Regions from separate parts of the Mus musculus genome. Here region 1 is linked to region 2. A link is a contact called in ENCODE Hi-C or POLR2A ChIA-PET data. All regions are on one chromosome and are shown on one strand. Each heading gives the region's core, a stretch centred on a gene start or an enhancer-like site at or near the end of the contact. The rest is flanking DNA. Distances are from core to core; before and after follow the strand shown.

Region 1 (2,963 bases), core at 444-2,943, 48 kb before region 2:
ATAATCTCTCCTAAAGGGAAATGTTCCATAATATTTACGATTGCAAAAAATAATTTTCCATGAGCCTGTCCCTACCATTTTCTGGACAAGAGACAAGTGAAAAGCCAGAAAGCAAAACTAAAGAAGCCAGCCGTGCTCTGTAAGAGGGTGAGCATGCGGTGAACCTACCATGAAGACTGGGTGCTACTGCCTAGTTTTATGTCAACTTGACCCAAGCTAGAGTCATACAGAAATAGAAAATCTCAAATGAGGGCTGGAGAGTTGGTTCAGTCATTAAGAGCACTGACTGGTCTTCTAGAGGTCCTGAGTTCAATTCCCAGCAACCACATGGTGGCTCACAACCATCTGTAATGGGATCTGATGCCCTCTGCTGGTGTGTCTGAAGACAGGTACAGTGTACTCATATACAAAAAATAAATAATTCCTTTTTAAAAAGAATTTTTAAAAAAATAAGAAAATTTCAACTGAGAAAAAATGACACACATACACACTAGACTGGCCTGTGGGCAAGCCTGTGGCAGGACCTCTGATTGATGTAGGAGGGCCCAGCTCACTATTACTATGCTATTAGCAAACAGGCCGAGCAAGCCATGAACAGCAAAGCAATGAGCAGCACCCTCCAGGGGCACTGCATTAGCCCCTGGCCTGGCCTCCCTGGATCATGGCCTACAAGCTATACACTGAAATAAACCCTTTCCTCCTAAGTTGCTTTTGATCAGTGTTTCAATAGAGCAATAGAAACCTAACTAAGACAGACTGATCAAGCTGTTCCATCTCACATTTCCTGTTCAGAATCTTCAGAAAGTTCTAAGCATTACCCAAAACTACACTATTGGGGCAATATGCTGGGAAACCCAACTGCCTGGACACCCCACGAATGACTTGGGGGAAGCTCTATACATCTGGCTTTTCCTTTGTGCACACACATTCTCCAAGTCGTCTGTAACCTCTATTCTCCCAGTTTCCCAGCTGTCAAGAAGAAACCCCTCCTAGGCTATGGGAATTGGGGGCAGATGTGTGTGGAGCCAAAGGAGCAAGCAGCTGTGTTCCCTGCTTCCAGAGAGGAGTCTCGGAAGCTAAGTCCAAAAACCATCTCCCTTGGTTTGGGAGAGCACTGAATTGATGTATAAACTGACATCTACTAACTTTTATAGACCCAATATGTAAATCAATTGTCACTAAGAGAAACAAAAAGGGATCCATTTTAAAAGTAGTTAATCATCCCTTTTGGCAAAGGAGACTCTCAAGTGGTCTCCGAAGAGATTCATTATAGAATAGAATTGTGTGTCTGCAAATTTAATTACAGAGGATGAAATGTGAAATTAATCCAGGCCTCCCGAACAGACTCCCAGAGCGCTAGTACGTTCGTCCGCTGGGTCCGGGTTCGTCCCACCGTGCTCGGACGGACAAGAGTCCGTGAACAGGAGCCCGCCCCGCGGAGCAGAGTTAAGGCCTCACCTCCGGTACTCCAAGTACTCGTCCACTGCCTCCGCACCACCAGGAGGCAACGTCAGCCGCTCCATGGCCGCGGGAAGCGAAAGGAGCCCTTGCCTCGAGCTCTTGAGTCCGCCCTGCAGCTGCCAGGCAGGATCCACCAGACCTGCGCGAGTAACAAACAGCCTTGCCGCCAGAAACTGCCCGGTCCCGCCCCCTTAGCCCCGCCCCGTCCTGGGCCCCGCCCCTCTGTTTCACCCGCTTAGTCCCGCCCTTGTCCCCCTCAGCTCCCGTCCTCTCCCCGCAGCTCCTCCCCAATCAATCTTCCCCCTCCTCTGGGCTCCGCCCCACTTAGCTCCGCCCTCATCCTTACCTCTCCCCAGCTCCCGCTCTACCCTAGCATCCGGCCTGTCCTAGCGCCCCTCTTCTTCCTTGTGCCACGCCCCTTGGCCAAGCCCCGCTTTGCCCCGCCCCTCTTGCTGCTCCAGGCCAAACGTCTCCACCAACCCTCGTGATTGCTTCCGTGGCCCACAGTCTACCTGGCGATCCTCTAAGGGTCCTTGAGCTTAATTTAGCTTGAGCTTCGCCACCCTACCGCTACCTGAGCCCTACAAATTGGCTTCTCCTGCATAGCCCAAGGCTGCAAAACAGATGCTGTTTGCCCACTTCAAACTTCGTGCTCTTCACTGCTTCATTCCCAGAGTCTCCTTAAGAATAAGTGCAGTGCCAGGATACAATGGGTTCTCAAAACAGGGTTTATATACCTCTTCCCATTTAATCAATCTCTCGAAATGTACGTAGTCTTGGAGAATTGGCCACTTGGAGCGGTAGCTAAGAGTGCTTGCTGTGCGATCATAAGTACCAGAGTTCAGATCCCAGCACCCACATAAAGAACCAGGCATCTCAGACTCTTAATACCCCAGTTTCAAGGTAGGTGGAGACAGAAAAATCAATGAGGTTTGCTGGCTTTCAGCCTAGACAAGAAAATCCCAACCCTGGGTTCAGGGAGAGACTACATGAAAGGATTAAATGGAGCATGATAGAGGAAGACACCCAACCCTTTCCTCTTGCCCACTGGCCTCAGAGCTTGTTTACACTGCTGCACGCACCCATTCACAATCACACACTTCGAATCAGTACATCTCTGAAGTGTGGGGGAGGGGTGTCAACGTCCATGTTTTCAGTATTACGGTTGAGGCTGAGAACTGAGCATAGAAGCTTAGTTGGACAGCATGAGTTTAGCATACTGAGACCCTGGGTTCAAGTCTCGATGCCACTGGAAAATAATAAAATATAAAACCAGCAATCCTGAGTACCAGTGCAAGTGACAAGGAAAAAAAAATGTTCTCCAAAGAAAATAACAGGTTAAGGAAGAACAAGCAGAAACAATTCAGCCAAGTTCTTGCCTTCCGGGTAGGAGCACAAAGCCTTTGAGCTGCTAGGTAAGCTCTGTACTGCCAAACTATACACCTGACTCCAAGATAAGTCTGTTTCAACATTTAAAAAGAATCTCCACGCATTTTATATAA
Region 2 (3,041 bases), core at 274-2,773:
CTTCCACAATTATTAACTGCTACTGTTCTAGCAATCATTAGAAGGCTCCCCTTTCCCTAAAGATATCACACAGTCACATAAATCATCATGTCTCGACTCAAAATAGTACATACAGGGCATACACGTTAAATAAAAATGAAATTCAGTTAAAGTTTTATAAAGCTTTCCTTGAAAACCCAATGTCAATAACATTGAGAAAGCAAGGGTAAAAACAACTGACAGAACCTGAACACGTTGAAGTCGTTCCTGATCAGATTTACTGCATTCACTCAATGTGTCTCCAGACAAAAACTATAACCTGGGAACAGAAATCCTAAGTGGGTGTCAGGTGATGGTGGCGCACACCTTTAATCCCAGCACTAGGGAGGCGGAGGCAGGAGGATCTCTTGAGTTTGAGGCCAGCCTGGTCACGAATAAATGCGTAAGGGGATTTATAGTTTTCTGGTCTACTGAGTGAGTTCCAGGACAGCCAGGGCTACACAGAGAAATCCTGTCTAGAAAATGAGAGAAGGGGAGTGGGGAGGAGAGAAACGACTGAACCATTAGAAACAGTACAGAAAGTTGACATAGGGCAAAGCTGCAAAGGATCTGACGGACAAAGCCTTTAATCTCCTTTTAAGGGTTTCCTATGGGACCAGGCTAGGGAGGTGGGGGAGGTGAGTCCTTGTACAGTTATATACAGAGCTGATCCCCAGGAAAGCAGAGTCATCAATTTCCTTAGAACATTCTCAGCCATCTTAAAGGGGCGGAAATTAAGAAGCCAGCATATCTTAAGGAATTCTCTGCATGTAAGAAGTAAAAATATAAACTGAACACACAACCTAGTGATTAACCAAAAGTCCACACACTTCGAATCACATTCAAAACATCTTTTCATCAAATGAAAAACTCAAGGTGTAATAGCTTATTATCCATAAATCTAACAACTTAAAACTGTATGAGATCTCCATCTGCTGGATGAAACACATCGGCTTGGAGCCATTGCTTAGCCTGAATGAAGCAGCAGGCAGAGGGACGCCAGGGGTTCGAATCCTGGCTGCCTGGCCATTCAATTGCCACCGCCTGTACCTACAGCAGATAAAGTTCCTCCCCAGCCTCCCAGGAGAAGAGTTTGGCAGGTTTAATGGGCATTTCACGTCCTTCTCCTAACGAGAGAATTGAGCTGTCAAGAGTGGAGCACAAATGAGCGCGGCCGCAGAGACTGCCCATCCCCGCAGAGCACCGCGGAGCCCGGCCCGGCGGTCGAGGCTGTCAAAGTAGCAAAGCCGGGGCCGCAGGGACACCGCCTCCCGCCTCCCCAATCTCCTCCGTCTGACCTGGCCTGCTGGTTTCCTTTCAATCACGCGGGCCGCCGCCGCGGGGCTCACAAACTGGAAGTACAGCCACAGCCCGCCACGGGAGGGCGTTAGCGGCGCCGCAACAGCCTGCGGGCCAGGACGGAGGTAGGACCGAGAGCGCTCGGCACCCGGGGACGCTACTCCCGGTTTCCGCTCCGCCTCCCGGCCACCCTTCCCCCATTCTCCGGCCAGGGCCTACTGCGCGCGGCATTGTGGGGAATGTAGTCCCGCCTTGCGGAGAGACAGCACGTGCTGTTGGCCCAGGGGCTCAGGGCGACGCGGTTGCTTAGCAACTAAGAGGCGCAGCAGCTGCATTGCTACTAGAGAAAACTCAGCACCCTATTCGCCACTAGTGGTGAAGCATCCTACTATCTACCTTCCACTAGAAAAGAAACCCCTAATGCTGTTGTCTGACACTAGAGGGCATCCTAGTGTTGGAGAGTCCAATGTCCCCATGGTGCTCCTGAAGGTCCTCACTCAGGGAAATAGGATAAAAAAATAACTAAAAGGACTAAAGACTAATAGAAACAAACTATCCTTTTCTGAGGACTGGAGACCTAGCTCAAAAGTTCAGACAGTTTGCTGAGGGACCAGAAGACCAGAGTTCAATTACCAGCTCCCACATCAAGAGGTTCATAATCTCTTGGAACTCCAGCTCCAAGGGATCCCATCTGCTTCTGGCCTCTGCAGACCTCAGCACACTCACACACAATTACATGAATACAAATAAAGTGTTTTAAAGATATTCTTGTCACGGATGGTATAAATATGTATACACATGACAAATACAAAACAACTTGTAGACAAATTATTACAATTAATAAGAGTTTAACAAAGTTAATACATTTTTAAAAAATCAAGTACTTCGGGACTTGGTATGCAGCTTAGTGGTAGAACACTTGGCTAGCATGAATATGGCCCTGATTAAATGCTCAGCACACACAAAATTACACGTTAAAAAGTCAAATTGGGCTGGAAAGATGGCTGAGCCCTTGTGCTTAGAGAGCACTCGGGTTTAGTTTCCAGAATCCACATGGTGGCTCACAACCATCTGTCACCCCATTTCTGGATATCTGACAGTCTTCCTCTGGCCTCACCAGGAATACAGTTGGTACACTAAGGTATATGCAAGCAAAATACCAATACTCATAAAATTCTCTCTCCCTCTGTCTCTCTCTATCTGTGTGTGTATATGTCTCTGTGTGTGCCTCTCTCTGTGTGCCTCTCTGTGTGCATCTCTCTCTCTGTGTCTCTGTGTGTGTCTCTGTGTGTCTCTCTCTCTGTGTCTCTGTGTCTTTCTCTGTGTGTTTCTCTCTCTCTCTCTCTCTGTCGCTCTTTCACACATACATACACACACACACACACACACACACACACACACACACACACCAAACAAAACAGGAGGACCTGGAAATCAAATGCAGCCTGGGAAAGACAGTTTTAACAGCAACAAACAAAAGACAAGCCTTAAGAGTGGAATGAGACCCTTGAAATATATAAATCAAGAAAGGCCTTGTACTCAGAATGTACAAAGAATTTTAATCACAAGAAAAAGAATCAAGGGCAAAACAAAGTGTTCCATCTGTAGAACACCAGCACATGTAGGGGTTTATTAATACCTTGTATGAGGATAGTTTGATCCTCCACGTCACAGTAGAAGGAGGGGAGGAGAAGGAAAGGGGGATCCAACCAGGGCCCTAACTA

Evidence for each region. Hi-C counts contacts between places; a loop is a spot of excess contacts on that map. ChIA-PET counts read pairs that join two places held with the same protein, here RNA polymerase II (POLR2A).
Region 1: a map of heart shows a loop between it and region 2 (4-fold over the local background). The contact joins the promoter of Fam221a here to the promoter of Ccdc126 in region 2. A Hi-C loop is called at or near these places in 14 of 37 maps with a recorded cell type or tissue (T-helper 1 cell, adrenal gland, gastrocnemius and 4 more). POLR2A ChIA-PET finds 5 or more read pairs at or near these places in 4 of 5 experiments (Patski and embryonic stem cell).

What each region holds. Positions count from the first base shown.
Region 1 is chr6:49,366,469-49,369,431 of GRCm38, reverse strand. Fam221a (family with sequence similarity 221, member A) reads right to left here and starts at 1,693. Exons shown (of 7, transcript NM_172727.3): 1 at 1,459-1,693. The coding sequence starts at 1,523.
Region 2 is chr6:49,317,756-49,320,796 of GRCm38, reverse strand. It overlaps Ccdc126 (coiled-coil domain containing 126), which reads right to left and starts at 1,523. Exons shown (of 3, transcript NM_175098.6): 1 at 1,317-1,523.